Regions from separate parts of the Homo sapiens genome. Here region 1 is linked to region 2. A link is a loop called in an ENCODE intact Hi-C map of the cell type or tissue named here. Cell type or tissue: Calu3. All regions are shown on one strand. Links, peaks and the distances in the headings refer to the core of each region. The heading gives the core; the rest is flanking DNA.

Region 1 (10,568 bases), core at 584-8,583, 130 kb before region 2:
TCAAAATGGAAAAAAAAAAGAAAGAGGATGACGAGAGGAGGAAAGGAATCTGTAACCAAAGTAACAGTTCATGAAAAAAGAAATGGACATTTTCAGGCAGACACTAGGAATTTATCCATATGAAAACAAGTAGCCTCTTAAATTTCAAACTTCTAACACCTACCAGTTGCCAAAGTAAAATGGTCACACTTTTTAATAATGCTTGCTTATAAAACATTCTATCTATAAAAAGTACTTCAATATGTTCTCAACTCTTAATTGGCTAACAAATTACACATAATTTTAAGACAAGGTGGAATCAAAGCTCTTCTCCGAGACTTACATGAATCCACATCTCAAAGCAATGTCTTAGTGATGAAGGAATATAAACATTCTGGAGCCAGGAAAATGATTAATGAAAAGGTAATCAAAAGCATGTACTTCATGGTATGCAAATTATGCCTCAAGAAAACTGATTTTTAAAAAAGACAAAACTAATCTATGACAAACAAGAGCAGGCCAGAGTACAATGGGGGCACTGAATACAAAGAGGTAGAAGAAAATGTGGGAAGTGTAGACTACATCTGTCAAAACTGAAACTGTACAATTAAAATGGGTACTTTTTAAGAATGTAAATGTAAATTGTACCCCAATAAAGTTGATAAAGAAAAAAATGTAAGCTTGTTTCAACATAACAGAATCACAGCAAAATGGAATTCTAATTACAGCAATCAGTTCACAAAAAAAAAAAGAGTTCTTGATTAGGTGCAGTGGCTCACACCTGTAATCCCAGCACTCTGGAGGCCAAGGCAGGAGAACTGCTTAATCCCAGGAGTTCAAGACCAGCCTGAGCAATAAAGCGAGACACCATCTCTACAAAAAAAGTTTTTAAAAGTTAGTGGGGCATTGTGGTGTGCTCCTGTAGTCTCAGTTACTTGGAAGGCCGAGGCAGGAGGATCCCTTGCATCCAGAAGTTCGAGATAGCACTGAGCTAGGATTGTGCCACTGTACTCCAGTCTGGGTGACACAGACAGACTATCTCAAACAAACAAAAGACTTACTGTTTTTCAATTTTAATTTTAGGTTCAGGCAATACATGTGGAGGTTTATTACATGGGTAAATTGCATGCTGCTGGAGTTTGGTATAAAATAATTTCATCACCTAGGACGTGAGCTTAGTGCCTGACAGGTATTTTTTTGTCCCTAGCCCTCCTCCCATCCTCCACCCTCAAGTAGGGCCCAGTGTCTATTGTTTCCCTCTTTGTGTCCATATGTACTGAATGTTTACCTCCCACTTTTAAGTAAGAACATGTGGTATTTGGTTTTCTGTTCCTGTGTTAATTCACTTAGGATAATGGCCTCTAACTGCATCCATTTCATGAAGAAGGGAATTAGCACCCATTCCAGACTTACTACACTGAAGAGGTGGTCCAGCAGGCAGAGGGAGCTCAGGAAACACTTTGGATGAACAATGCTTCTGTGGCCCTGCTATGTGAGCTCTGTCATGGCAGGAACTGTTGGCATCACCCACCTGATCCCTTCTCTGTGTTATGGGGTTGGAAATGAACTAATTAGAGCTAATGTTGGACATAAATTATTAGATAAGCTCCATGATTTGGCCCATGTGTTCTCATTATTTCGCTCTCACTTATAAATGAAAACATGCAGTATTTGTTTTTCTGATCCTGCATTAGTTTACTAAGGATAATGGCCACCAGTTCCATCCATGTGGCTGCAAAGGACATGATCTCACTCCTTTTTATGGCTGTGTAGTATTCCATGGGGTATATATGCCACATTTTATTTATCCAGTCTACTGTTGATGGGCATTTAGGTTCATTCCATGTTTTTGCTATTGTGAAAAATGTTGTGATGAACATACACATGCATGTGGTCTTTATGGAGGAATGATTTATATTCCTATGGGTATATACACAGTAATGAGATTGCTGGTCAAATGGTAGTTCTGTTTTAAGTTGTTTGAGAAATCACCAAACTACATTCCACAGTGGCTGAACTAATTTACGTTCCCACCAGCAGTGTATAAACATTCCCCCCCCCTTTTTTTTTTTTGAGATGAAGACTTGCTCTGTCACCCAGGCTGCAATGCAGTGGCGCGATCTCAACTCACTGCAAGCTCCACCTCCAGGGTTCATGCCATTCTCTCGCCTCAGCCTCCTGAATAGCTGGGACTACAGGCGCTAGCCACCACACCCGGCTAATTTTGTTTTTGTATTTTTAGTAGAGACAGGGTTTTGCCATGTTAGCCAGGATGGTCTCGATCTCTGACGTCGTAATCCGCCTGCCTTGGCCTCCCAAAGTACTGGGATTACAGGCATGAGCCACCACGCCCGGCCAAGCATTCCCTTTTCTCTGCAACCTCACCAACATCTGTTATTTTCTGAATTTGTTGTAACAGACATTCTGATTGGTGAGATGGTTCTGATTTACATTTATCTAACAAACAGTGATGTTGAACACTTTTTCACATGCTTGATGGCAGCATGGATGTCTTTTGAGAAGTGTCTGTTCATGTCCTTTGCCCATCGTTTAATGGGGTTGTTTAGGTTTTGCTTGATTTAAGTTCCTTATATTCTGGATATCAGACCTTTGTTGTATGCATAGTTGGCAAATACTTTCTCTCTTTCTGTATGTTGTCTGTTTACTCTGTTGATAGTTTCTCTTGCTTTGCAAAAGCTCTATAATTAGGTTTCACTTGTCAATTTTTGTTTTTGTTGCAATTGCTTTTGGAGACTTCTTCATGAAATCTTCACCAAGGCCTATGCCTAGACCAGTATGTCCTAGATTTCCTACTTGGGTTTTTATAGTTTTAGAACTTACATTTATGTCTTTAATCCATCTTGAGTTAATTTTTGTACAAGGTGAGAGGAAGGCATCCAGTTTCAATCTTCTGCATATGGCTAGCCTGGTATACTAGCACCATGTATTAAATAGGGAGCCTTTTCCCTATTGCTTATTTTTGTCAACTTTTTCGAAGAACAGATGGTTGTGGTTGTGAGGCTTTATTTCTGGGTTATCTAACCTATTCCACTGGTCATGTGTCTGTTTTTGTACCAGTACTATGCTGTTTTGTTACTGTAGCATTGTAATACAGTTTAAAATTAGGTAGTGTGATACCTCCAGCTTTGTTCTTTTTGCTGAGGATTGTTCTATTTGGGACCTTTATTGGTACCATATGAATTTTAAAATAGTTTTTTCTAATTCTGTGAAAAAAGACATTAGTAGTTTGATAGAAATGGCAATGAATCTGTAAACTGCTTTGGGCATTACAGCAGTTTTAACAATATTGATTCTTCCTATCCATAAGCACGGAATGTTTTTCCATTTGTTTGTGTCATCTCCAATTTCCTTCAGCAGTGTTTTATAATTCTCATTGTAGAGATCTTTAACACTTACCTGGTTAGCTGTATTCCTAGGTATTTAATTCCTTTTGTGGTTACTGTGAATGGGACTGCATTCCTGATCTGACTCTCAGCTTGGATGTTATTGGTGTATAGAAATGGTACTGATTTTGTTTTATCGAGATAGGGTCTCGTGCTGTCACCCAGGCTGGAGTGCAGTGGTGTGATCATGGCTCACTGAAGCCTCAACCTCCTAGGCTCCAGTGGTCCTCCTGCCTCAGCCTCCAAAGTAGCTGGGACTACAAGTGCATGCCACTACACCCAGGTAATTTTTTGATTTGTTGTAGAGATGGGGTCTCACTCTTTTTGCCCAGTCTAGTCTCCAACTCCTGGTCTCAAGTGATCCTTCTGCTTCAGCTTCCCAAGGGGCTGGGATTACAGGCATGAGCCATGGTGCTTGGCTTGTGGTACTGATTTTTGTACATTGATATTATACCCTGAATTTGTTTATTGGTTCTAGGAGCCTTTGGGCAGAGACTATGGGGTTTTCTAGGAATAGAATAATATTTATTATCTGTGAAGATAGTCTGACTTCCTCTTTTCCAATCCAGATGCCTTTTATTTCCTTCTCTTGACTTATCGTTCTGGCTAAGAGCTTCCAGCATTATGTTCAATAGGAGTGGTGAGAGTGGACATCCTTGTCTTTTCCTGGTTATCACAGGGGGTACTTCCAGCTTTTGCCTGTTCAGTATTACATCGGCTGTGAGTTTGTCAAAGATGGCTTATATTGTTTTGAGGTATGTTCCTTCAATGCCTAGTTTGTTGAGGTTTTTTTTTTTTTTTTTTTATCATGAAGGGATGTTTAATCTAAGGCCTTTCCTGTTATCCACTGAGATGATCATGTGTTTTTCATTTCTAGTTCTGTTTATCTGATGAATCACATTTATTGATTTGCATATGGTGAAACAACCTTACATTCCAGGAATAAAGCCTACTTGATTGTGGTGGTGTTTTGACGTGCTGCTGTATTCAATTTGCTAATATTTTGCTGAGGATTTTTGCATCTCAGTTTATCAGGGATATTGGCTTGAAGTTTTTTGTTGTGTCTCTGCCAGGTTTTGGTATAAGAATGATGCTGGCCTCAGAATGAGTTAGGGAGGAATATGTACTCCTTAATTTTTTCCGGAATAATTTCAGTAGCATTGGTACCAATTCTTCTTTATACATCTGGTAGAATAGAGCTATGAATCCATGTGGTCCACGGCTTTTTCTGATTGGTAGGTTTTTTTTTTTTTAATTACTGATTCCATTTCTGAACTTGTTATTGGTCTGTTCAGGATTTCATTTACTTCCTGGTCAAACCTTGGAAGGTTTTATGTTTCCAGGAATTCACCTATTTCTAGGTTTTGTAGTTTTTGTGCACAGAGGTTTTTAATCTCTGAGGGTTTTTTGTATTTCTGTGGGATGAGTGGTAATGTCACCTTTGTCATTTCTAAGTGTGTTTATTTGGATCTTCTTTTTTTCATTAGTAGTCTAGCTAGAAGTCTATCAATCTTATTTTTCCAAAGAACCAAGTTTTCATTTTGTTGATTTTCTGCACAGATTACATGTCTCAGTTTCATTCAGATCAGCTCTCATTTTATTTGATTTATCCTGCTGGCTTTGGGGTTGGTCTTGTTTTTCTAGTTCATCATGGTGATGTTAGGTTGTAAATTTGTGATCATTCTAAGTTCTTGATGTAGGCATATTTTTTGGAGGTTTTGTTCATTATTTAAAATTCTATCTCTTTTATTTCTGTCTGTCTGCACTGATTCAAAGGAGTGGTCTTCAAGCTATGAGATTCTTTCTTCAGCTTGGTCTTTTCTGCTATTAATACTTCCACTGTGTTCTGAAATTCCTGTGGTGAATTTTTCATTTCCAGAAGTTCTGTTTGGTTCTTTCCTAAAATGGCTATGTCATCTTTCAACCCTTGGACTGTTTAACTGTGTTCCTTGGACTGCATTTCAACCTTCTCTTGTTTGTCAAGGAGCTGCCTTGCCATCCAGATTCTGAATTCTGTAGCTATCATTTTAGCCATTTCAGTCTGCTTCAGAGCCATTGCTGGGGAGCTAGGTGGTAATTTGGAGGTTAGCAGACACTGACTTTTAGAGTTGCTAGACTTCTTGTGCTAATTCTTTCTCAACTCTGTGGGCTGGTGTTCCTTTAATCTTTGAAGCTGCTGTCTTTTGGATAGGGCTTTCTTTTTTTATATTGTTTGAGGCTCTTAAGGAATTGACTGTGGTGTAAGTTGGGTTTAGTTGATTGGTTTCGTTTCTGGACACTTTAAGGGGGCCAAGGCTTAGTTCAGCACTCCTTAGCGATGTGTTCTAATCCTGGGGGGCTGAGACCAGGATTACTGTCTGGCCCCTAGAGGTTAAGCACCTGCTGTACTGGAGGGATAAGGCATTCCCAGTCTGCTGGTAAAAACACTCTGATGGGGACTGCTGGCAAAAGCACTCTGGTAGGGTGGTGGTGGCTCCCTCACCCTGCACATATGCACAGGTGGGGCAGTGGGGGTCCTTGCTCATGTGCACACCAGCAGGGTACCTGCAGGTGTCCTCATATATTTGTGTACCTATAGGGGTCTGTGCATGCATGCATGCCAGCTGGGGCAGCGGCAGGTCCCTGTGTGAAAAATTATTTTATTTTTTTTGAGACGGAGGATCGCTCTGTCACACAGGCTGGAGTGCAGCGGTGCGATCTTGGCGCACTGCAAGCTCCACCTCCCGGGTTCACGCCATTCTTCTGCCTCGGCCTCCCGAGTAGCTGGGACTACAGACGTCCGCTACCATGCCTGGCTAATTTTTTTGTATTTTTAGTAGAGACAGAGTTTCACCGTGTTAGCCAGGATGGTCTCGATCTCCTGACCTCATGATCTGCCCGCCTCGGCCTCCCTAAGTGCTGGGATTACAGGCGTGAGCCACTGCACTCGGCCACCTGTGTGGAAAATTCTTATGAAAGAATGAGGTGTATTAAAATCCTAGAGCAAAGGTATCATGTTAGGTCCTTTACCTAAAATGGCTCTAGTTTCTTCTTTTCTGAGACACAATGCTAGCTTTGTAAGTGTAGTACTCTATTTCTTATACTGGTTTTGGTAAAGGTTTCCTTTTCCTTCCCTTTCCCTTTCCTTTCTTTCTTTTGCTAGATTTAAATATGGGAGACTGCAATTAAAAATAAGAATCTCTCTGTAACAGATGAAAATATAAGGTATTTCAGAAGTTACTTAGATACCTATGTGTGATTCATTTCTAAGCAAAATTGGAATGTCTTTTGAAATATAATAATACCCCCTACAACTTATAATCCATATTTTATAATATTAAACACATTTTGGACATTTATTTGAAAATATTCAAAACTCAACAGTTTGAATATATATGTTTTTTCTTTTGAGACAGGGTATCGCTCTGTTACCCAGGCTGGAGTGCAGTGGCAGTCATGGCTTGCAGGAGCCTCGATCTCACAGGCTCAGACAATCCTCCCATCTCAGCCTCCCAAGTATGCTGCATGCTGGGACTAATGGCATGCAGCAAAGATGCCCCACTAATTTATTTTTATTTTTTACTTTTTTAAAGACGGGGTCTTATTACGTTGTCTAGGCTGGTCTCAAACTGTTGGGGTCAAGCGATTCTCCTACCTTGGCCTCTCAAAGTCCTGGGATTACAGGCAGGAGCCACTGTAACTGGCCCAGTATGAAGTTTAAATCCAAATGAATCCACCCTATTCATGTCCAGTATTAATGAGTCTTAAACAGAGCAAGTCAAAACTACTGATTTTTTAAAATGATCTTAAAACAAAATATAAACATTAAACACTTTACTAACGGTGTCTTCACTATATGTCTTGTGCCCTTATGTATTTCTTCAAGTTCCACTATTTCAAAACAAGTAACATCATCTTACAACAAAGACATGATAAAACAAGACTCCATTTCAGCAAAATCGATGCAACACATTTTAAGTGATGGGTAACAGATAAATGTGGAGGCTACGAGTTTAGTACACTTGTACTTCTAAGTCTAATAAAATTTCATTTAAATAAGTTTCATTATATACTGTATAAATAATTCCAATGAAAAAGAAAACAGGCCAGGCATGATGGCTCACGCCTGTAATCCCAGCACTTTGGGAGGCCAAGGCAGGTGGATTACTTGAGGTCAGGAGTTTGAGACCAGCCTGGCCAATATGGCAAAACCCAGTCTCTACTAAAAATATGAAAATTAGCTGGGTGTGGTGGTGCACGCCTATTGTCCCAGCTACTTGGGAGGCTGAGGCAGGAGACTCGCTTGAACCCGGGAGGCAGAGGTTGCAGTAAGCTGGGATTGTACCACTGCACTCCAGCCTGGGCAACAGAGTGAGACTCTGTCTCATTAAAAAAAAAAAAAAAAAAGAAAAAAGAAAAGATAGTATACTCATGAATCCTACTTCCATTGTTATTCAATTTAATAATGAGGGTTCATTATGCCAGTAACTACAATAACTACAAATATAAAAATTTTGAGTTTTTAACAAATACAAATATACACACAAATACACCTTCATTGTTTAAAAATTAGTCATTCTGGTAATGTCTACAATTGTGCTAATGATGCTGTCATTGTGTGAAATTTCCTGAATGTTCCTATCATAACCATATTGAGAGCAATTTATTACACAAAATAGAGCTATTTCAAATCATTTTGGTGATTTTAGAATAAAAATTAAAGAAAAGACTCATTATATTAAAGGAAGAGCTTAAATTCTTAAATTGATTTTATTTATATGACATGGCTCTCAATTAGTTTTTAATTTCTCTCAAAAATCGTATCTATCATCAAAGATATCAGTACCTTTAAAAAGTACTATAGGGACCAAAAGTAGTTCTAAAAGAAAAGTTATCAAACTGTTCTAAAAAACTGATAAAAATTTGTTAACACATCTCTTTGGCTTCTCAAGATATCCACTTTGAAAACCCACAGTTTTTATTTGCATTTATAATGTCTGCTTTTTGAGGGTGAAGCAGGGTTAAGGAAGTAAGGATGAAAATGAGAAGAAATTACTCAGTGGTCATAACTGATACAGTGTTAAATGTTCTTAAAATTTGTAACATGCTTTCAAAATCCCAGTGGCACCAGTTTTGGGGACAGTACTTTAAAGGCATACTGGCTTTTTCTTAATTCCACTTACTCTTCCACAAGAAAAAAGAAGGTGAACTCATTTACAACCTCTAATCACCAATCCATTATTTTGAAAACATAAATTCTACCAAAATTAATAATCTGGAATTCAAATATAGTTACTATAGGAGTATTTTTCCATTTCAACATATTTGCTTTAAGATCCCTCATACAAATTTTTTGCAAAAAAACTGCTTCCCAAATTTGTTAGTATTTGTAAGCAGTATTCCTAAGCATGTTCTACATAAATAAAAAATAACATCTTGGGTCAATGAAGCACTTACTGAAACACCTCCTACCCAGATCAAGGTTTACTACTTCTGAATACTACAGTAATGAGACCATACCTTTGTTATATTAGGACATATCTTTTTTTTTTTCTTTTAAGAGCAATACCAGCCTGAACATGTTTTTAAATTAACAATCTTTTGGCCACTAGAGGAGGTCAGTAATATTTTTCGATGTGAAAGCTGATACGAAGGTTACTACTGGTCAAAAAAAAATAGTAACCTTTAGACTAAATCCAATATATATATACCTTTATGCTTTAGACTTTGATGCTTTGAGAACATTTAAAAGCATTTCAAATTAAATAATATAGTTCAAAGTTATCGATTAAATAAAATACCAGAAATGTCTAAAAACTGAATTGAACAAAAAAAAAAAGCCAAAAAACCTCTCTTAAAGTTGCAGCTAAATTTGGTAGCTTGGTTTAATTATGTGGAAGATAAACTCGTACATTATCATTCTGAACAGTTTGTTCATCAGTCTATCTACCCTCCAAAGAAAGTGGTATAAAACATAGTAAAAAGGTTGGCTTTAAAAAAAAAATAGCACTTGCCTTTTGAAAACCTTCTTCTTTTTCCTAATAACACTCTGTAGCAAGAAGCACAGCAAAGAAATTGAGAGAGAAATTAAGTAACTTCCTCATGGTGTCAAAAATTACCTAGCTGTTAATGTCACAGTTCCTCACTCCCACTCCCTCCACCTAAACTACATTGTCTCTCTCCATTTTAATTATGGAAAATGAGAAAATACAAGATTAAATGTTAACATAAGCACAATAAAGGATTTTTCTGAAAATAAAATTCTGAAACCCGTAATAAAATCAAACAAGCTGACTGTGTTGTGAGCATCCATACATTTAACTTCAATATTACTATTTTAAAACAAACCACATGAGGAGCCAGATACAATACCTAAGACAGCAATTTAATCAATAAAATTGTAATTTAAAATACGCAATGGGAACAATTTTAGCTTGTCCAGGTCAATATAAATATATTATCTGAGGTAAAATTTAGCATGACAATTTCATGCTCATTAATATTAAAATTTATTTAGGCTTTCAAATACTTATGGGTCCCCCACTAGAGAAGTTATAGTCTGTAGCAAAAACCCCACAAGAACATGAGTGAGAAAATGTGCTTTTGAATCACTGTAACAGACAATTAGACACATTACTTATTGCCTTCCCTGGGCTTCATTTTATCTGTAAAACGATATGGTTAGTCCAGAAGTGTAATTCTCTATACTAAACCTAAATACCAAGACTCAGACTGAAAATGTACATATACAGTAGAAACCAAATAAGACAGTCCCTTGCTGAACCAGATGGAGAGATATGAAAGAAAACTAACTTTATAAGAAAAGGCTCAACTGACAATAATTTCCAGGAACTGAACCAATCATGAATCAAATAAATTTTAAAACATTTATTTTCTAATAGTATTAAACAGGATTTTTATCATATTTCAATGGTCTAAAACCTAGGTACAGTACAATTAACTTCACTGAATACCCTATTTGCTTACCCTCAAGATACTTTTCTCAAATCACGCTGAAAATCAGAACATTTGCAAAAATTTGCCCACAAACCACCACGGGAGAGCTTTTTCAAATCCTAGTCATTCCTGTATCATAATTTAAAAACTAATATCAAATATAGCAACTCATTTGAAGGTCATTTATGGGAGCTGGTTATTCATTTGGCATTTTCTTCTACTAAACTAGAACATGCGATAAACTTTCCT
Region 2 (11,692 bases), core at 2,049-10,048:
AATCTTTTGGGTATATAACTGGTAATGGGATTGCTGGGTCAAATGGTATTTCTGGTTCTAGATCCTTGAGGAATCGCCACACTGTCTTCCACAATGGTTGAACTAATTTACACTCCCACCAACAGTGTAAAAGCATTCCTATTTCTCCACATCCTCTCCAGCATCTGTTGTTTCCTGACTTTTTAATGATTGCCATTCTAACTGGTGTGAGATGGTATCTCATTGTGGTTTTGATTTGCGTTTCTCTAATGACCATTGATGATGTGCTTTTTTGTTTGTTGGCTGCATAAAGGTCTTCTTTTGAAGTGTCTCTTCATATCCTTTGCCTGCTTTTTGATGGGGTTGTTTGGTTTTTTCTTGTAGATTTGTGTAAGTTCCTTGTAGATTCTGGATATTAGCTGTTTGTCAGATGGATAGATAGCAAAAATTCTCTCCCATTCAGTAGGTTGCCTGTTCACTCTGCTGATAGTTTATTCTGCTGTGCAGAAGCTCTTTAGTTTAATTAGATCCCATTTGTCAATTTTGGCTTTTGTTGCAATTGCTTTCAGTGTTTTAGTCATGAAGTCTTTGCCCATGCCTGTGTCCTGAATGGTATTGCCTAGGTTTTCCTCTAGGGTTTTTATGGTTTTAGGTCTTATATTTAAGTCTTTAATCCATCTTGAGTTAATTGTTGTATAAGGTGTAAGGAAGGGGTCCAGTTTCAGTTTTCTGAATATGGCTAGCAAGTTTTCCCAACACCATTTATTAAATAGGGAATCCTTTCCCCATTGCTTGTTTTTGTCAGGTTTGTCAAAGATCAGATGGTTGTAGATATGTGGTGTTATTTCTGAGGCCTCTGTTCTATTCTATTGGTCTATATATCTGCTTTGTTACCAGTACCATGCTGTTTTGGCTACTATAGCCTTGTGGTATAGTTTGAAGCCAGGTAGCATGATGCCTCCAGCTTTGTTCTTTTTGCTTAGGATTGTCTTGGCTATACAAGCTCTTTTTTTGGTTCTATATGAAATTTAAAGTAGTTTTTTCTAATTCTGTAAAGAAAGTCAGTGGTACCTTGATGGGAATAGCATTGAATCTATAAATTACTTTGGGCAGTATGGCCATTTTTACCATATTGATTCTTCCCATCCATGAGTATGGAATGTTTTTCCATTTGTTTGTGTCCTCCTTTATTTGCATGAGCAGTGGTTTGTAGCTCTCCTTGAAGAGGTCCTTCACATCCCTTGTAATTTGTATTCCTAGGTATTTTATTTATTCTCTTTGTAGCAATTGTGAGTGAGAGTTCACTCATGATTTGGCTCTCTGTTTGTCTATTGGTGTATAGGAAAGTTTGTGATTTTTGCATATTGATTTGGTATCCTGAGACATTGCTGAAGTTGCTTATCAGCTTAAGGAGTTTTTGGGCTGAGACAATGGGGTTTTCTAAATATACAATCATGTCACCTGCAAACAGAGGTAATTTGACTCCCTCTCTTCCTAATTGAATACCCTTTATTTCTTTCTCTTGCCTGATTGCCCTGACCAGAACTTCCAATACTATGTTGAATAGGAGTGGTGAGAGAGGACATCCTTGTCTAGTGCTGGTTTTCAAAGGGAATGCTTCCAGCTTTTGTCCATTCAGTATGATATTGGCTGTGGGTTTGTAATAAATAGCTCTTATTATTTTGAGATACGTTCCATCAATACCTAGTTTATTGAGAGTTTTTAGCATGAAGGGGTGTTGAATTTTATCCAAGGTCTTTTCTGCATCCATTGAGATAATCATGTAGTTTTTGTCATTGGTTCTGTTTATGTGATGGATTACGTTTATTGAATTGCATATGTTGAACCAGCCTTACATCCCAGGGATGAAGCTGACTTGATTGCGTTGGATAAGCTTTTTAATGTACTGCTGGATTTGGTTTGCCAGTATTTTATTGAGGATTTTCGCATTGATGTTCATCAGGGATATTGGCCTGAAATTTTTTTGTTGTTGTTGTGTCTCTCTCAGGTTTTGGTATCAGGATGATGCTGGCCTCATAAAATGAGTTAGCGGGGAGTCCCTCTTTTTCTGTTGTTTGGAATAGTTTTAGAAGGAATGGTACCAGCTCCTCTTTGTACCTCTGGTAGAATTCAGCTGTGAATTGTTGTGTTTTTAGTAGAGGTGGGGTTTCTCCATGTTGGTCAGGCTGGTCTTGAACTCCCAACCGCAGGTGATCTGCCCGCTTCAGCCTCCCAAAGTGCTGGGATTACAGACGTGAGCCACTGTATCTGGCTGTGAATCTGTCTGGTCCTGGACTTTTTTTTGGTTGGTAGTCTGGCTAGCAGTCTGCTTATTTTGTTAATCTTTTCAAAAAAACCAGCTCCTGAACTCATTGATTTTTTTAAGGGATTTTCGTGTCTCTATCTCCTTCAGTTTTGCTCTGATCTCAGTTATTTCTTGTCTTCTGCTAGCTGTTGAATTTGTTTGCTCTTGCTTTTCTAATTATTTTAATTGTGATGTTAGGGTGTTGATTTTAGATCGTTCCTGCTTTCTCCTATGGGCATTTAGTGCTATAAATTTACCTCTAAACACTGCTTTAGCTGTGTCCCAGAGATTCTGGTACATTGTGTCTTTGTTCTCTTATTGATTTCAAAGAACTTACTTATTTCTGCCTTAATTTCATATTTATCCAGGAGTCATTCATGAGCAGGTTGTTCAGTTTCCACGTAGTTGTGCAATTTTGAGTGAGTTTCTTAATCCTGAGTTCTAATTTGATTGCGCTGTGGTCTGAGAGACTGTTATGATTTCTGTTCTTTTGCATTTGCTGAGGAGTGTTTTACTTCCAATTATGTGGTCAATTTTAGAATAATTGCGATGTGTTGCTGAGAAGAATGTATATCCTGTTGATTTGGGGTGGAAAGTTCTGTAGATGTCTATTAGGTCTGCTTGGTCCAGAGCTGAGTTCAAGTCCTGAATATCCATGTTAATTTTCTGTCTCGTTGATCTGTCTAATGTTGACAGTGGGGTGTTAAAGTCTCCCACTGTTATTGTGTGGGAGTCTAAGTCTCTTTGTAGGTCTCTAAGAACTTGCTTTATGAATCTGGGTGCTACTGCATTGGGTGCATATATGTTTAGGATAGTTAGCTCTTCTTGTTACATTGATCCCTTTACCATTATGTAATGCCCTTCTTTGTCTCTTTTCATCTTTGTTGGTTTAAAATCTGTTTTATCGGAGACTGGGATTGCAACCCCTGCTTTTTTTTCTTCTTTCTTTCTTTCTTTCTTTTCTTTCTTTCCTTTCTTTTTTGTTTGGTAAATCTTCCTCCATGTCTTTATTTTGAGCCGTTGTGTGTCTTTGCACATGGGATGGGTCTCCTGAATAGAGCACACTGATGGGTCTTGACTCTTTATCCAATTTGCCAGTCTGTGTCTTTTAATTGGGGCATTTATTTTGATCCTGTCATAATGATGCTAGCTGGTTATTTTGCCCATTAGTTGATACAGGTTCTTCAAGTGTCAGTGGTCTTTACATTTTGGTATGCTTTTGCAGTGCCTGGTACCGGTTTTTCCTTTCCATATTCAGTGCTTCCTTCAGGAGCTCTTGTAAGGCAGGCCTGGTGGTGACAGAATTCCTCAGCATTTGCTTGTCTGTAAAGGATTTTATTTCTCCTTCACTTATGAAGCTTAATTTAGCTGGATATGAAATTCTGGGTTGAAAATTCTTTAAGAATGTTGAATGTTGGCCCCCACTCTGTTCTGGCTTGTAGGGTTTCTGCAGAGAGATCTGCCGTTATTCTGATGGACTTCCCTTTGTAACCTGACCTTTCTCTCTGGCTGCCCTTAACATTTTTTCCTTCATTTCAACCTTGGTGAATCTGATGATTATGTGTCTTGGGGTTGCTCTTCTCGAGGAGTATCTTGTGTTTTTCTTTGTATTTCCTGAATTTGAGTGTTGGCGTTTCTTGCTAGGTTGGGGAAGTTCTCCTGGATAATATCCTGAAGAGTGTTTTCCAACTTGGTTCCATTCTTCTTGTCAGTTTTAGTTTCACCAATCAAATGTAGGTTTGGTCTTTTCACATAGTCCCATATTTCTAAGAGGCTTTGTTTGTTCCTTTTATTCTTTTTTCTCTAACCTTGTCTTCATGTTTTATTTCATTAAGTTGATCTTCAGTCTCTGATATCCTTTCTTCCGCTTGATCAATTCAGCTATTGATACTTGTGTATGCTTCCCGAAGTTCTTGTGCTGTGTTTTTCAGCTCCATCAGGTCATTTATGTTCTTCTCTAAACTGGTTATTCTAGTTAGCAGTTCCTGTAACCTTTTATCAAGGTTCTTAGCTTCCTTGTGTTGGGTTAGAATATGCTCCTTTAGCTCGGAGGACTTTGTTATTACCCACCTTCTGAAGCCTACTTCTGTCAATTTGTCAAACTCATTCTCCATCCAGTTTTGTTCCCTTGCTGGCATGAAGTTGGGATTCTTTGGAGGAACAGAGGTGTTCTGTTATTTGGAATTTTCAGCCTTTTTGCACTGTTTTTTCCTCATCTTTGTGGATTTATCTACCTTTAGTGTTTGATTTTGGTAACCTTTGAATGGCGTTTTTGCGTGGTTATCCTCTTTGTTGATGTTGATGCTGTTGCTTTCTGTTTGTTATTTTTCCTTCTAGCAGGACCCTCTTCTGAAGTTCTGCTGGAGTTTGCTGGAGGTCTACTCCAGACCCTGTTTGCCTGGGTATCACCAGTGGAGGCTGCAGAACAGCAAAGATTGCTGCCTGTTCCTTCCTCTGGAAGCTTCATCCCAGAGGGGCACCATCAGATGCCAGCTGGAGCTCTCCTGTATGAGGTGTCTGTCAACCCCTGCCATCAGGAGGCATTGGGGTCAGGCACCCACTTGAGGAGGCAGTCTGTTCCTTAGCAGAGCTTGAGCGCTGTGCTGGGCGATCCGCTGCTCTCTTCAGAGCCAGCAGGCAGGAATGTTTAAGTCTGCTGAAGCTGTGCCCACAACTGCCCCTTTCCCCTGGTGCTCTGTCCTAGGGAGATGGGAGTTTTATCAATAAGCCCCTGACTGGGGTTGTGGCCTTTCTTTCAGAGATGCCCTGCCCAGAGAGGAGGAATCTAGGAAGGCAGTCTGGCTACAGTGGCCTTGCCAAGCTGTGGTGGGTTCCACCCAGTTCGAACTTCCCACTGGGTTTGTTTACACTGTGAGGGGAAAACCACCTACTCAGGCCTCAGTAATGGATGACGCACCTCCCTTCACCAAGCTGGAGTGTCCCAGGTCAACTTCAGACTGCTCTGCCAGCAGCGAGAATTTCAAGCCAGTGGATCTTAGCTTGCTGGGCTCCGTGGGCGTGGGATCCGCTGAGCCAGACCACTCAGCTCCCTGGCTTCAGCCCCGTTTCCCAGGGAATGAACGGTTCTGTCTCTCTGGCGTTCAGGCACCACTGGGGTATGAAAAAAAACTCCTGCAGCTAGCTCAGTGTCTGCCCAAATGGCCGCCCAGTTTTGTGCTTGAAACCCAGGGCCCTGGTTGTGTAGGCACCCCGTGAAATCTCCTGGTCTCCAGGTTGTGAAGACAGTGGGAAAAGCGTAATATCTAGGCTGGATAGCACCATCCCTCACCAACGGCACAGTCCCTCACGGCTTCCCTTGGCTAGGGGAGGGAGTTCCCAGACCCCTTGTGCTTCCCAGGTGAGGTGACACCCCACCCTGCTTCTCCTAGCCTTTCGTGGCCTGCACCCACTTTCTAATCAGTCCCAGTGAGGTGAGCCGGGTACCTCAGTTGGAAATGCAGAAATCACCTGCCTTCTGCCTTGGTCTCACTGGGAGCTGCAGCCATCTTACCCGGGAATCCCCGAAGCCGTTATTCTTAACGAGTGTGACACACACCAGTTTTGAGCAGTAGCAAAAGGAACAACGTGCATGTTGGAGACTCAGATCAGAACTTGAAAGTCATTGGAAAATGGAAGAAAGGACAATATGAATGGGGATTTCAGTTGAAGAAACTTTTAAAAGCAGTAGTGGCATGCATCTGGTTGATGTAGAAAGAAAAGAGTTCAGACAAGGGTGACTAATGAGAGATAGTAAAGGAAAGTGGAATGTATGAGTCATGCAGTGGAGAGGTTTCCTTTTGGCAACTACACTTGCTTTAAGCACAAAAAAAGAGAATAGCTTGCTGAAGACATTATTATAGCATTAATATATGAGTCTGAGGAGAATTTTTTCCCATTTGACTTGCTTTCTATTTATTATCTTTTTCTTTTCTAGATGATTCCATGTCCAAGTATTTCAGATGCCACTTTCTTATTCTCATTTGACTGTTATTTCTTAGGTATATTTTCTGGATTAAAATAGAGTAGTTTTTAGTTTACATTTGTTTTTGTTAATCTCCATAATTTGTTTATATGTGGTCATGGTGCTATTCTCTGGTTCAGAATTGAGGTACTAAAAGAAGTAGGTTTTAATTAGCATGTTAAATTTTGGTAATATTGAAAGGTTCCATTTATTAGGTATGGGATTTTACTGTAAGAAGTTAGCCTTCTTCAAGATTTTTCTACTAGTACTCCTTTCACTTTTTAAACCAACTTTAATATACTGCTATAAATTCATTATTTTTCTCCTTCTAGTCTCCCCTCCCCGTCTCTCTTGTGAGAAAATAATTTGAAATCAGATAAGGTCTTTCTCCTGAAGGAACTGACAATTTAGTATCTAATACAGTAAGTGCCATGCAAGAGCAGGAAAGCAAGGAACATTAAATTCTGTGGCACAGAGGACAGACATTCCATTAAGATACGAAGAGATATTTCAGCTGATCCTTGAAGGCTTGTGACAGAGCTTGGAAAGGCACTCTAGACAGAGGAACAGCCTGAGGAAGGCATAGAGCAACCCAGGTCATTCAGTGAGCTGTAGCCTAAACAAGGGGAAGCCTCCTACAGATTTCACTGTACCTCCTGTAGACAAACATGAGTCAGGGTGATTGCTTCTAAAAGAGGAGTTATAGTTTTAACCTGCGACTAGTGGGCAGCTAGTGTCACAGTAAGACTAAGAAGGAAGGACATAAAAAAAATTCTGCAGAGTGGAGGCAAAGCTGGAGTACAACATGAGGGAAAAAGCCACATATACACCTATAGCTCTCCACCTTTGAGAAAACTTGCTAGAGGGAACTCCACGTTCCATAGATGACCCCACTTGCTCATTGCTGGCTGTTTTTCTCTCAGTTTTTAATGTTTTATTATGCAGCTATCCATTGATCCTTTTAGTAATAGATGTATTTATTGAACTTGTGCCATGTACCAGGTACTGTTCTATGTTCTGTATATTTTCCAGCTTATTTAATAGCTTTCTTATGATTTTTACTTTAATGGTCTTGGTAACTTCCCTATGTTGCATAGATCACAACTATTACACAGCCACCTCCAGCTGCAGGGTAAGCTGGGAAAGTGAGTATTTAGCCTTTCTTGCCTTGATAGTGGAGGCCGGCCACAAAAATGGAAGTTAGAAATGAGTATGTCTGCTGCAAAATCACTTTTCTTACTTGCTTCCTTTGTTTATTTCTACCCCCTTTCATTTCTTTCTCGTTGTAAAACTAAGTTGTTAGTTTTCTCTGAAGAAACTAAAATTCTTTAAAGATTAAGAATCTTCACTATTGTATTTGACATATATATTAAAGTTCATGAAGAATAAATTACAGCTTGGGTTTTAAATTTTACTTGTATAGATTAACATCAAATTTTAACATTATAAAAGCAATTCTACAGAGGAACATTTACATTATGCTACAGTATCTTCAGTTGTACCTTCCTGTTCAGCATAAACATCATATGCCAAAGAGGTACTATATTTTGTTGTATATTTCCTTTGTTGCTTTTTTAAGACATTATTATTATGAATCAAATGTCAGTTGTTTATTTTACTTACATTGAAGCTTTTAGTTATAGTGAGTTGGACTCCAAATTTATAAAGCAGTAGAATCATTTGATAAAAGCAGTTGGATTAGATCATTCATTCATTAAATATTAAGTTCCTGTTATGTGCCTAAGGGTATGGAGAGATGAAAGGGTTAGTAGGGAATTATATTTGAGGATAGGCTGTCTCTATGAAAATAAAAGCAATTACCAATTTTAATTTAAAAAACAATACAATATACATAGATAAACACTTATAAACAATAATAAAATATAAACCCATAAACACCCATGAACAACAAAATACACACCCATAAGTAAGTGGATGGGTGGATGGATGAATGGATGGATGGATGGATGAATGGGTGTGTGGACAGAGACTGATAGACACTTAATAAATTAAGATTAATGTTGTGGTTAATGGTGTTTCAATATTATGTTGTCTAAAAGTATGTTAACTTTTTTAAAAAATTAAGGTTGACAGATTTGCAATGGAATTAGAACAAAGCCGAAATTTGAGCAATACCATAGTGCACATTGACATGGATGCTTTCTATGCAGCTGTAGAAATGAGGGACAATCCAGAATTGAAGGATAAACCCATTGCTGTAGGATCAATGAGTATGCTGGTAAGTAAAGATCAAATACAAAAAGGAAATTTTATAACGTACTCAAGTAAGCTTTACTGTTTCATGAAGGGGGAATTCTTTATTGAGGTCTACCAGTTTGCTGAGTATTTTTCTGGGTGCCTTATATATGACTCAATTACTGAATCCTTTCAACATACTTTAAGGCAGGGGACCCCAACCCCCAGTTCACAGATTGGTATTGGTCCATGGTCTGTTAGGAACTGGGCCTCACAACAGGAGGTGAGCGTCAGGCAAGCAAACGAAGCTTCGTCTGTATTTACAACCACTTCCCATCACTTGCAGTATGCCCGAGCTCTGTCAGATCAGTTGTGGCATTAGATTCTCATAGGAGTGCAAACTCTATTGTGAACTGCACATGTGAGGGATCCAGGTTACATACTCATTATGAGAATCAAATGCCTGATGATCTATCACTGTCTCCCATCACCCCCAGATGGGATTCTCTAATTGCAGGAAAACAAGCTTAGGGCTCCCATTGATTCTACATTATGGTGAGTTGTGTAATTATTTCATTATATATTACAATGTAATTATAATAGGAATAAAGTGCACAATAAATGTGACGTGCTTGAATCATCTCAAAACTATCACCCCACCAGTCCGTGGAAAAATTGTCTTCCACGAAACCAGTCTCTGGTGCCAAAAAGGTTAGGAACTGCTGCTTTAAGGTACTAGTTTTTATTTCCATTTGGCAAAAAAGAAAACTCAGAGAGATGTTTAATAACTTGCCCAAAGTTACAAACCTAATAATTTCCATGGCAAATTAAATTTTTCCATAAGTAACCGTTCTAGTTAAAGAGAGTTGAAGAAGAAAGAAAAGGAAATGTTATTCTAAAGTATTAATAGAGATTTTCAAACTGATCTGCAGGCCAAATCCAGCTTTTTATTGGAACAAAGTCACACCCATTTATTTATTACTATTGTTGCACTAAAAGAGCAGAGTTCAATAATTAAGTGATCTGCAAAGCCTAAAATGATTACTATCTGGACTTCCACAGAAAAGAAAAGGTTTGCCAACCCTAGTTCTGGAATAACATACTTCGTTAATAGAGTACATTTAGAATGCAGTTAAATTGTTTTTCCCATGACTTAGAACTTTTGCTTTTCTGATTACTGAGTTGCTCTTCCTTTTTACCACTCTAACCTTAGAAGAACCAGGATAGCTATGTGTGGCTGAAAGTGTGTTGGAAATTAAAAGTAGCAACTAAAATAGATGAGATAATATTTAAAAAGTATTAGAAAAACAAGAAGAGTTCTTCCCTGTTCCTAACTCCTTCCCATGCCTTAGATAGCTACAAAACTAATTCTTACTGAGTGATTATTTTATTATAAAACTATAATCTGTTTGTTTTTTTATCTCTGCCTCTGTGAGTATGCAGGCAGCTGATAAGTCTGATTCCAAAACACTGTTTTTTGAAAGGAAACTCCCCTTTCCTACAAATCATCAATAAATATTTCAAAAAATATATTTAATTTTATTAAGATATAACACCATAAATTTATGTATGTTTATGTATGTGTATACATACAAACTTGCTGTAGCCATGTTAAAGCTAAACCAACTGCTTTTGAAATCTACAAAATATTTTCTTTCCTACAATTTCTGTCCTCCTAAAAATCAGTTATTGTTTCTAAATTCAAAATTATTGTTATATTTAAACAAAGATTACCCCTTTTGTATGTTGAACAAATAGTTTTCCCTTCTACTAAGCATAACTTTTTGTCCTATTAAACATATGAAAGTATATCTACAAATTAATGGGAGTGATTGTTTGATTATTCCCACTGATAAAATTCTTTTTTGGCGAATTTGATGGATTTTTGAAATGTTCTAACTTGGCACTGAGAGTTGCAACTGAGATCCTACAGCAGTTACCTATTGCTGCATAACAGCCTCCCCCAGTATTTAGTGGACAGCCAAAATTTATTTGCTCATGATTCTGTAATTTGAGCAGAGTGCGATGGCGATGGCTCAACCTTGCTCTACCTGGAGTTGGCTAGGGCAATTTAACTGAGGCTAAAAAATCCAAGGTGGCTTCATTCATAGGTCTGGCACTTCGACTGAGGAGATTGGAATGGATTCCAGCTTCAGAACTTTCTCCTCTCCATTGTTGCTTCAACATTTAGTAATCTACCCCAAAATATTTACAATGGTTGCTGGATTACAAAAAGCAAAAGCCTAGGTTTCAGAACTCAGTGTCACTTCCTTCACATTATTTTTATCAAGGCAAGTCACGTGGCATGAGGAACTAGAACCCACTTTTGATAAGAGTAACTTGTAAAGTATTGTGGCTGTGATCTACAATATACCACAAATCTAAAAGTTAGAGAAATTCTTATTTAAAAGTTTGTTTGTCCTCTGCTATAGATCTAGCTTTTATGTCAATTATATTAAACTTATTTACTAAACCATTGGTTTTGTTTCTAGTGCTATCCACATTTTCTGTTCCAGAACACTGACCAAGGATTAGTATAGTTCTGAGTACTATCAAGATGTTTTAAGTGCCATTTGAAAATCATTAGACGAAAATTCATATTATTCTGAAATAATCCCTTCATTTGTTTCTGTTTTGCATTTCTTTGAAATTTCACTTGAGATTCTAAATAAGGATTTAATTTGTGATAAAATTTGTTTTATAAATAGTACTGTGGTCTACCACGTTCACATAGACTTTCATCAGATATCATCACCAACAGGATTTAATAAGCAATATTCTCCTTTTTACTCTCATACTTTTGTAGTTCCATCTCCTAGTCAAAATGTTTTCAGCAAAAAAGATAATTAAGCCTTAAGAAAAACCTTAATTTCTAAACTTATTTTAAGCTTTAATCACTTCATTTTGGAGACTTAATTTGGCTGACCACATAGACCTTTTATTTTTGTTCTAGATGAAAAGTTTCCAAAATCCCAAATAGACCAAATTCGAAAAGTTTACTATTATACTATACTATTACTTTATATAATGTAACATCTATACTAATTGTACTATACTATTATTTTATGACTATTCTATACAACTTACCATACTATTACTTTCATGTAACATAACTCACTATCATCCAAATTTTGATATTCATTCTATAATAAGTATGCCTTAAAACCAATGAAGTTTAGTTGGTAGAAATATAAGAAAATCTTTTTATTAGCACAGTCTTGCTTATACCTGGTATCACATTATAAATATAG

Evidence for each region. A loop is a pair of places that touch in the nucleus more often than their neighbours do. Peaks named below come from ENCODE experiments on the same cell type or tissue, not always from the same donor. Only the 100,000 strongest peaks of a DNase experiment are listed, where the experiment ranks them.
Region 1: it touches region 2 in a loop (1.8-fold over the local background); 3 of 110 quality-filtered maps call a loop at or near these places.

The regions. Positions count from the first base shown.
Region 1 is chr5:75,430,018-75,440,585 of GRCh38, forward strand. All of the region lies in intron 3 of CERT1 (ceramide transporter 1), which reads right to left. Among named protein-coding and RNA genes, the nearest start is that of CERT1, 76 kb to the right of the region's middle. In Calu3, for the core only: no CTCF peak of the experiment used is centred there; no DNase peak of the experiment used is centred there.
Region 2 is chr5:75,561,009-75,572,700 of GRCh38, forward strand. It overlaps POLK (DNA polymerase kappa), which reads left to right. Exons shown (of 15, transcript NM_016218.6): 4 at 8,332-8,484. Among named protein-coding and RNA genes, the nearest start is that of ANKDD1B, 45 kb to the right of the region's middle. RefSeq lists enhancers at 4,572-5,771, 5,726-5,945, 5,966-6,045. In Calu3, for the core only: no CTCF peak of the experiment used is centred there; DNase peaks (open chromatin) are centred at 5,153 and 5,773.